Linked DNA regions of Homo sapiens: region 1 is linked to region 2. The links are chromatin contacts, found by Hi-C in ENCODE. All regions are on one chromosome and are shown on one strand. The core of a region is the stretch at or near the end of the contact, and the rest is flanking DNA. Distances in the headings are between cores, read along the strand shown. Region 1 holds the start of LINC01537 (long intergenic non-protein coding RNA 1537). Region 2 has its middle 50 kb from the start of LINC01537.

Region 1 (4,969 bases), core at 1,538-4,037, 51 kb before region 2:
GGGGGGGACGGTGGTTGGTAGTCTCACTCCTGTCCATTCACCTACAGGTTGAGTATCCCTTATCCAAAATGCTTGGGGCCAGAAGTGTCTCAGATTTAAGATTTTTTTCGGATTTTGGAATATTTGCATATACATAATGAGATATCTTGGGAATGAGACCCCAGGCTAAACAGGAAATCCATTTATGTTTTATATACACACAGCCTGAAGCAGTTTTATATAATATTTTGAATAATTTTATGCATGAAACAAAGTTTGTGCACATTGAAGCAAGTGTGGAATTTTCCACTTGTGGCATTATGTCGGTGCTAAAAAATGTTTTAGATTTTGGAGCATTTTGGATCTCAGAACTTTGCATTAGGAATTGAGGACTAAGTCTGATATTCTGTCTTACCCAGATTCCTACCTAAGAGGTCTAGGAAGTCATGCCCTACAAACCATACATTCTCATCAGATGGGTTTTATTTGACCCTATATGTTGTGATTTACTTTTCAATCTGACTCTGGCATAACATTATGAGACAAGGAAAAAAATATTTAACCCCAAAATATATTTCCGTGCCATACCTTGAAATTGCCCTGCAAAGTCTCTTGTGGGAAAAATCCACATTCTATAGAGATTCCCCTTCCGCCTTTGTTTTCCTTCCTTTCTTTCCAGATCCAGGAGATAATCAACTAAGTAAGAGCCAGGCACCCTTTTAAGTCCGATAAGAGACAATTTACAACTTGCTCTGTCTGAAGTCTGCTATCTGAGAGCTTCCTCTGCACAATAAAACTTGGTCTCTATAATCCTTTATCTTTAAACTGAACATTCCTTTCTATGGATCCCAGGTCTTTAGACAAACTCAAACAATTGTCAACCAGAAAATGTTTAAATTTACCTATAGCCTGGAAGCCCCCCGCTTTGAGTTGTTCTGCCTTTCTGAACCAAATCAATGTATTTCTTATATGTATTTGATTGATGTCTCATACCTTCCTAAAATACATAAAACCAAGATGTATCCCGACCACCTTGGGCACATGTTCTCAGGACCTCCTGAGGGCTGTGTCACAGGCCACGGTCACTCATATTTGGCTCAGAATAAATCTCTTAAAATATTTTACAGGCTGGGTGCAGTGGCTCACGCTTGTAATCCCAACACTTTGGGAGGCGGAGGTGGGTGGATCACATGAGGTCAGGAGTTCAAGACCAGCCTGACCAACATGACGAAAACCCAGTCTCTACTAAAAAATACAAAAATTAGTCGACCGTGGTGGCAGGTGCCTATAATCCCAGCTACTTGGGAGGCTGAGGCAGGGAGGATTGCTTGAACCCGGGAGGCGGAGGTTGCAGTGAGCCGAGATCGCGCCACTGCACTCCAGCCTGGGTGACAGAGTGAGACTCCATCTAAAGAAAAAAAAAATTTTTTTTTACAGAGTTTGACTCTCCATCAACAGAATGCTGCACCTATATGACCCTCTCACACTCACAAACACAGAGGCATTCTCATGCTGACACATGCACACACACACATGCTCATTCTTTGACACACAGGCATGTTTACCTGCAGACTCCATACAGCATATACCCTGTACAGTACACACCCATACAGACTCATTCTTTGACACACAGGCATGTTTACCTGCAGACTCCATACAGCCTATACCCTGTACAGTACACATCCATACAGACTCCTCAGGGAAAATGGAAACTGTTTCTTGGAGGCCTCCAGCCTGTATAGCTGTTCTCTGAACAGAACTGAGGCCCATCAGTTCTACCTTAGTGAGATCCCTGGAGGTGGTACCTGCCTGATGAGCGGTCTCCCTCTGCAGAACGGTCCCTGGGAAGGCAGAGCCAGCCTTGCGTGTGAACAGGGATAGGCAGAAATGATGCTTCCCTCACCCCTTCTCTGTGCAGGAAATAACTACTAGAGAGCATTGCAAGGCTTGGTGCTGTGCTGGTGAGGGCGGACGTCATGACAGGGAGTGAACCCAGACCATGAAGGGGGCTTCCTGGAGGAGGGTGAGGTGAGGCAGGTCTTGGAGTTTGGATGAGGAGGACGGGAAAGGACTTGAGGACATTGCAGATAGACCAGGAAGGCAGGCTGGGAGGTGAGGAGGTGCAGGAGGCTGTGCTTCTCGGGGCTCAGTCTCCTTGAGACAGGGGTGGGACTGAGGGGTGGATTGGTTGGGGGTGTGCTGAGGAAGGATGGTGAGTAGATGCTATTTTCATAACCTTGGTTGCAGTCTCTTGGGAGGGTGCCAAGTCCAGGCAGGTGAAGGAGTTGAAGGTCTCCTCCGAGCAGGAGCTAAGCCCTCCCCCTCTAGTCTTAGTTTTTCTGTCCATAAACTGGGATGATGAACCCCGCTGGAGGTGGTGAGGGTCGGGGGCAGAGCAGAGCAGCCATTATGCTCAAGACAGGCTCTGGACTGCACCTGGGGAGAGAAGGGAGAATCAGGGTTGGGGCAGGAATGAAGGAAGGGGCATGGGAAATCAGGGGAGGAGGCAGCATGGGTGGTGTGGGAGGATCAAGGATGTCAGGGCAGGCCTCTTACCTGACTGAGGTTTGCACTCCTGGGTTCCCTGTCCTGAAACACAAAGCAAGAGTTGTCCCCATACAGCGAATCCCTGCTCTTCAGCACTCTTTGCAATGCCTCTGGGCTTTCCTTTCTATCCTGGCAGGATGAGTGTTGGGATTCCTCACTGGTCTTAGTTTTCCTGTCCATTAACTTGAAGGATGAACCCACTGGAGGCTTTCAGGATACAGAAGATGTTCTGAGAGGAAGGCTGCCCTGTGTCTGGGCAGCTGTGTGGGAATGAAGTCTGATAGACGGCACAGCCAGATTTTTCTCTGAGGGAATACCAAGATCAGTCCATACAGGAAACAAAGCACAACATCAAGTTTGGGGACTGGTGGGTCAGATGTGAGAATGGGAGGTGTGGCAACATCCTGCCAAGATGGCTGCCACTCTCAATCCCTAAATCACCCCTGGGAGAACTACAGAACTGATTGGGATGCATAGGATTCTAGGAAAAGACAACAGTGTTATAGCCCAACAAGTTCTTCTTGCCTGCTGCCCAGAAAGACTAATGCACTGAGAACAGCAGGTGCTGCAGCAAAGAAAGAGTTTAATAATCACAGGGCCAGCCAAGGACAGGAGATGTTTCTCAAATCTGCCGTCCTGAGAATTTGGAGGGTAGGGTTTATTAAGTATAGTTTGGTGGGCAGGGGACTAGGAAATGGGGAATGTTGAAGAATAAATCACAGGGAGTTGAAGCTGTCTTCTTGCACTGAGTCAGTTCCTGGGTGGGGGTCACAGGACTGGTTGAGTCAGTTTCCTGACTTAGGTTACTGGTCTGGGTGGTAACATCTGGTTCCTCAGAATGCAAGGTCTGAAAAATATCTCAAATACCGGTCTTAGGTTTTACAATAGTGGTGTTATCTATAGGAGCAATTGGGGAGGTTACAAATCTTGTGACCTTTGGCTTCATAACTTCTAAGCCATAATTCTAAACTTATGGACAATTTGTTAGTTTTATAAAGTTTTATAAAGGCAGTTTTGGTCCCCTTGCAAAAAGGGGGTTAGTTTCAGGAAGAGGCTATCATCATTTGTTGTTGTTGTTGTTGTTGTTTGAGACGGAGTCTTGCTCTGTCGCCCAGGCTGGAGTGCAGTGGCACGATCTCGGCTCACTGCAAGCTCTGTCTCCCGGGTTCATGCCATTCTCCTGCCTCAGCCTCCTGAGTAGCTGGGACTACAGGTGCCCGTCACCATGCCCAGCTAATTTTTTGTATTTTTAGCAGAGATGGGGTTTCACCGTGTTAGCCAGGGTGGTCTCAATCTCCTGACCTCATGATCTGCCTGCCTCGGCCTCCCAAAGTGCTGGGATTACAGGTGTCAGCCACCGCACCCAGCCTCATTTTTGTTTTAAAATTAAACTATAAACTAAATTCCTCCCATAGTTGGCTTGGCCTGTGCCCAGGAATGAGCAGACGATGTGCTTGTGAGGTTAGAAGGAAGATGCAGTCAGCTGTGACAGATTTCTCTCACTATCATTCTCAGTTTCTCACTTAATTTTTCCACGGCAGCCTGGGGTGCGCTGGGAGCAGGGAGAGATAAAAGTGAGAACTGGGTTGGAGAGGAGTGCTTGGACAGTCACTGCCTCCCATTTCACCTGTGCACAAACTCCTGATGTGAGTTGATTCAGTGAGGAGGGGCCAGCCAGGTCCCCGTGGGCATCATCCTAGCACTTTCTCTCCCCAGTCCCTAGGATGGGTGGCTCACAATCCAGGGAGATGCCTAGGGCTGCTTCTTTTCTAGATATTCCAGTCAGAGGAGGCTCCAGCAGAAGGGAGTGTCCAGCTGTGGCTGTGGGGTGCCTGGGCCTCACATCTTGTCCTCGCCTTGGTCAGGACCCAGCACAGATTAGGATGCTGCCTTCAGCTCATCCCCAGCACATATTACCAATCCGAGTCATGCTGCCCTGAGGGAAACATTGGTCCACAGGTCAAAAGAATACAACTAAAAGAAAGAAAACAGGTCAGGCACTGTGGCTCACTCCTGTAATCCCAGCACTTTGGGAGGCCGAGGTGGGCGGATCACGAGGTCAGGAGATCGAGACCACCCTGGCTAACACGGTGAAACCCCGTCTCTACTAAAAATACAAAAAAAAATTAGCCGGGTGTGGTGGCGGGCGCCTGTAGTCCCAGCTACTCAGGAGGCTGAGGCGGGAGAATGGCGTGAACCCAGGAGGCGGAGCTTGCAGTGAGCAGAGATGGTGCCACTGCACTCCAGCCTAGGCGACAGAGTGAGACTGTCTAAAAAAAAAAAAAAAAGAGAGAGAGAAAAGAAAGAAAACCAAACAACACAGACAAATCAGGCAGACTTTAACAGATGGGTCCAGAATGTAAAATAAATGCTTTAAATTTCCCTAAAGAGATAAGGGAAGATATTAGCAACATGAAGTAAGAACAAGAAATCATTCAAAAAG
Region 2 (4,794 bases), core at 2,168-4,667:
GGAGTTCAAGACCAGCCTGACCAACATAGTGAAACCCCATCTCTACTAAAAATACAAAAATTAGCTGGACATGGTGGCCTGCGCCTGTAATCCAAGCTATTCAGGAGGCTGAGGCAGGAGAATCGCCTAAACCCAGGAGGAGGAGGCTGCGTTGAGCCGAGATGGCACCGCTGCCCTCCAGCCTGGGTGACAGAGTGAGACTCTGCCTCAAAGAAAACAAAAAACAAAAAAAAAATCCCCTGCCCCCCAGACCCTAGCAGGCAGACACACAAGTGGCTGTGGCTGGACATCGTGAGGAACACATGGGTGGAAGAAGACACAGAGGCAGCTGGACGTGGAGAGGAGCACATCAGCGGAGGAACACACCAGCACACAGCAGCTGGATGTTGTGAGGAAAGCACTGACAGGCACCAGCACGATGGCAGGCCACTGACTGGCAGGACAACGGGGAGTTTGGCCAGGGCAGTTGGAGGGGAGCCCAGGCCTCCCAGCAGCCCAGGTCCAAGGGAAAACCATCTCCCTTCTGGCTCCCTGATGGGCAGAGAGGTACTTCCACTCAGTAAAATCTTGCACTCATTCTCCAAACCCAGGTGTGATCCGATTCTTCAGGTACACCAAGGCAAGAACCCAGGATACAGAAAGACCTCTGACCTTGTGACAAGGTAGAGAGTCTAATTGAGCTGGTTAACACAATCTGCCTATGGACAGCTAAACTAAAAGAGCAAAACTAAAAGAACACCCTGTAACACAGGCCCACTGGGGCTTCAGGAGCTGTAAACATTCACCCCTAGACACTGCTGTGGGGTCAGAGCCCCACCACCTGCCCATCTATATGCTCCCCTAGAGGTTTGAGCAGTGGAGTACTGAAGAAGCAAGCAATTTCCCCTGTCACATGCCCTGTTAGGGGGACAAAAGAACCTTTCCCATTTCACTGTGTCTCTGTGCCTGGGCTCTGCTCTCTATTCTGGGACATTAGCCCAGTCCTTTCAGGAACCTAATACATTTCAGCAGTTGATTGGAGGCCCAGGGTTCTGTGCCCTGGCTGCATCTGATAGGAGGGCATCCCCTCCTCCATTCCATGATGGCCCCACCACTCGCACCTCCAATGCAGACCCAGACTCACCTGAGCTGTTGAAATTGCTGTCTTGTTTTCTGGGATTTTTAGTAGAACCATCGCAGAAACAATTGAAGTTACTCCTTATTTTCTTAGAACTTTCAAGCAAAATTTTATTGTGTTTTTTATTTGTTTGTTTAATGGTAACTTTCTGATACACCTTATACTCTCAAAAAAGAATTAGCACTTCTTCATGAGGATAGAAAGAGAAGTTTTTGATTTTAACACCCAGGCAGGTTGTGATGATAAATAGTGTCCCCTCTTCACCAAGAAATGGTGGTGACACAGATACATTTCGAGATGAAGATGATGAAGTAAATTGCCCAAATCATACATTCCCTTCCCCACTGTAATCAAATTTGGTTTTAGAGCCTCTGTAAACTCTGTTACAATTCCCTGTAGTGAGAAGCTGAAGAGCACTTGTCAGATAATAATGGAAGGCTTTAAACTGAAAGTTGTGTGAATTTTGAAGGAATTCTCTTACAGCTTTGTTACAATCATTTGCAGTGTTCCCAGTATAGGCCACTAGAGCTGTTTCATGGAAATCACTGAGTTTTTCAGAATAGCTTATTTTGTTTTTGAGTTGCTTCCATGTTTCCGACTTTTTCTAGTCAATGTTTAAATTTGTATTCACTCTCAGTTCTTCTTTTAACAGCTGGGGCACCCTTTTCTCCATTTCTTCAACACAACCCACGCACTGGTCATCAAACACATTGTCAGCCATGTCCAGCTTGGCTGGCTGTCCCAGGCTGGTCACCTGTTAAGAAGGAGTAGAGGCCGGGTGTGATGGCTCCCGCCTGTAATTCTGGCACTTTGGGAGGCCGTGGTGGGTGGATCACCTGAGGTCAGGAGTTCAAGACCAGCCTGGCCAATATGGTGAAACCCTGTCTCTACTAAAAATACAAAAAAAAAATTAGCTAGGCCTGGTGGCATGCACCTGTAATCCCAGCTACTCAGGAGGCTGAGGCAGGAGAATCGCTTGAACCTGGGAGGTGGAGGTTGCAGTGAGCCCAGATTGTGCCACTGCATTCCAGCCTGAGCAACAGAGCGAGACTCCATCTCAAAAAAAAAAAAGAAGGAGTAGAGGCCCTTGACCTGCTGGGAAAGTGTGTTGCAAGCTGCCCAGAGCCCACAGCATGGGCTTTAGCTCAGTATGAAATTTCACAGGTTCCCCTCATAGGACTCATGTATGGCACATGTATGAACCATCTTATGACACTATTAGTAGTATAAAGAGAAAAGCTAAGCTTTGTGACTGTTCTGTTTAGTAGTGCTATTTTTTTTTCTTATTTTGAGACAGAGTCTTGCTTTGTTCCCCAGGCTGGAGTGCAGTGGCATGATCTCGGCTTACTGCAACCTCTGCCTCCCGAGTTCAAGTGATTCTCCTGCCTCAGCCTCCTGAGTAGCTGAGATTACAAGTGTGCACCACTATGCCCCGCTGATTTTGTATTTTCACTAACTCTTGACCTCAAGTGATCTGCCTGCCTTGGCCTCCCAAGTGCTGGGATTATAGGCGTAAGCCACCCTGCTTGGCCTACTGGTGCTATTTTAGAAATATCTTTCAGATTCATGCTCTCTGACCAGCTCTAGCCACAGACTCAACTCTGCAAACTCTATTGTCTCCAAGATGTGAGAAAAGCAAGATTAGCAGGATGTAGGTTGGGAGTGGGTGGTAGATATTATCTGTTGTGTTAGCCACCAAATTAACATGAAGAAGTGAACTGCTATGGCTGGAAGATATGCCATCTTCAAGTTCAAAAATAACTGCAAATAAACATAAGACAATGTGAAGTGTGAACATAAGTTTCATTGTGAGTGTGCTGATGCATCCGTTCTGTGTTAATGAATCCCTACTTCAAATCTGGAAGTCTAGGCTCCTATGTACACTGCTTCCTGAACAGTTAACCAGGAGTCCTTGTAAAGAGCTTTGCCTGGGTCCTGCACCAGGGATGAGGTGACTCTGACATCTGGCTCCGGGTAGGGCACTGGTATTAAAACAATCCATCCTGGTAATAGGCAGAGCCACGTGTCATGCAGACTGCCAGTGAGAGAAACAGACTACGTTTTGGCAGATACTTCCTAACCCCTAACATTTTACTTTCCCATAGAGAAATATTGCAAGTCCTTTCACAAATGCTTTTAAAAAAATTCTTCTCAAAGTTGTGTTAACATGGGGCTCAAATTTAAGTCAATACTTCTGAATATCTCTCAAAGTTGTCAGTACAAAAGGAATCGCTCCTCAGGCACTAGTTGCTGTCTCTAGTTTTAAGCAGCCTCCTTTGCCTCTCAGAGTGTACTTTCACTTTGCAATAAACTTCTTTGCCTACTCTTACTACGGACTTGCTCTCAAATTCTTTTGTATGGCAAAGTCAAGAACCCCAACCAGCCCACAACAACAATTTGAGTGTTTGCAGCTTTCCCAGTTCCCTACACTGCAGAAAGTCGGGGATGACAAAGAATCCTAGTCTAGCCGGAAGCATTAAGAATATACTGAAATTGATGTCTAATTGTGAAAATTCTATGAATATGGTAGGTAAAGAATTTCTTTCAGACAAAAAGCACTTGGGGAGCCATAATTGATAGGAATATATTGCATTGAATAAAAATTATGTTTCAAGTTCTAAAAAATGGTAATTTTTTTTGAGATGGAGTCTCGCTTTGTTCCCCAGGCTAGAGTGCAGTGGCGCAATCTCGGCTCACTGAAGCCTCTGCCTCCTGGGTTCAAGTGATTCTCCTGCCTCAGCCTCCCAAGTAGCTGGGATTACAGGTGTGTGCCACCACACCCAGCTAATTTTTGTATTTTTAGCAGAGACGGGGTTTCGCCATGTTGGCCAGGCTGGTCTCAAACTCCTGACCTCAGTTGATCCCCACCCTCTTGGCCTCCCAAAGTGCTGGGATTACAGGCATGAGCCGCTGCACCCAGCCAAGAATGGTACCCTTGAAATAATTTTTTTTAATCAAATTTAATCCTGTCACAGAGTCAGCATGATTCTAGGGCAATCAAAAATATGGGGGCCAAGTCTGAACCAACCACATCCTGCTTTCTTTTATTAAATAATAGTAATAATTCTATGGATGTTTTTCTTCTAAAATTTGTATTCTGAATTTGGGAGCCTTTGTATTAAATACTGTTAAACCTCAAAAAATGACTTAAATGAAATTATAACTAAAAATTTAAAATTTCTCCTTAATTCTAAAAGAAGTAATTTTATATTTTTCTCTGTATAATAAGTGCTTTTTTTATAGAATGCAAGATTGGGAATTTTAAGCATGGCATATTTTGATTTTATGTGAAAATTTAGATTTCTTCACTAATATTGAACAACTAAAGCACTATACAAAATTAATATAAACATGGCTGTTCAAATGAAATTTTTTGCAAATTGAAATGTGCTATAATGATAAAAACTGGTCTTCTGTGTTTGAAAATTATATGACTCTATGAGAAAATTTCCACCTAAAATATCTGAGCACCACTTAAAGTTTTGCTGTCTGACACATACCTCAAATAACTACTTTTTAATTTAATTGTTTAGTCATCTTATACTTTGATTATATTATTCTAACATTCTTAATTGATTCTTAGAATTTTTAAATTGTATAGCATTAGGGTAATGAATATTTGTATTTATCCAATGTCTCTATATATGGAGTAAATTCTAATCTTTGATCTTCAGGCA

The links. A loop is a pair of places that touch in the nucleus more often than their neighbours do. Pooled maps may share reads with other maps.
Region 1: a loop to region 2 is called in a map of natural killer cell, with 4 times the contacts of the local background. The contact joins the promoter of LINC01537 here to the enhancer-like site in region 2. A Hi-C loop is called at or near these places in 2 of 168 maps with a recorded cell type or tissue (chondrocyte and natural killer cell) and 4 of 50 pooled maps.

The regions. Positions count from the first base shown.
Region 1 is chr11:72,568,474-72,573,442 of GRCh38, reverse strand. It overlaps LINC01537 (long intergenic non-protein coding RNA 1537), which reads right to left and starts at 2,787. Exons shown (of 2, transcript NR_126364.1): 1 at 2,536-2,787; 2 at 221-2,415.
Region 2 is chr11:72,518,019-72,522,812 of GRCh38, reverse strand. It overlaps the pseudogene ART2P. Among named protein-coding and RNA genes, the nearest start is that of LINC01537, 50 kb to the left of the region's middle. Within about 2 kb of position 3,417, at least 3 of the 41 ENCODE cell types and tissues checked have a DNase peak (open chromatin) inside an H3K27ac peak, as active enhancers do; they include natural killer cell, where a contact is called at or near this core.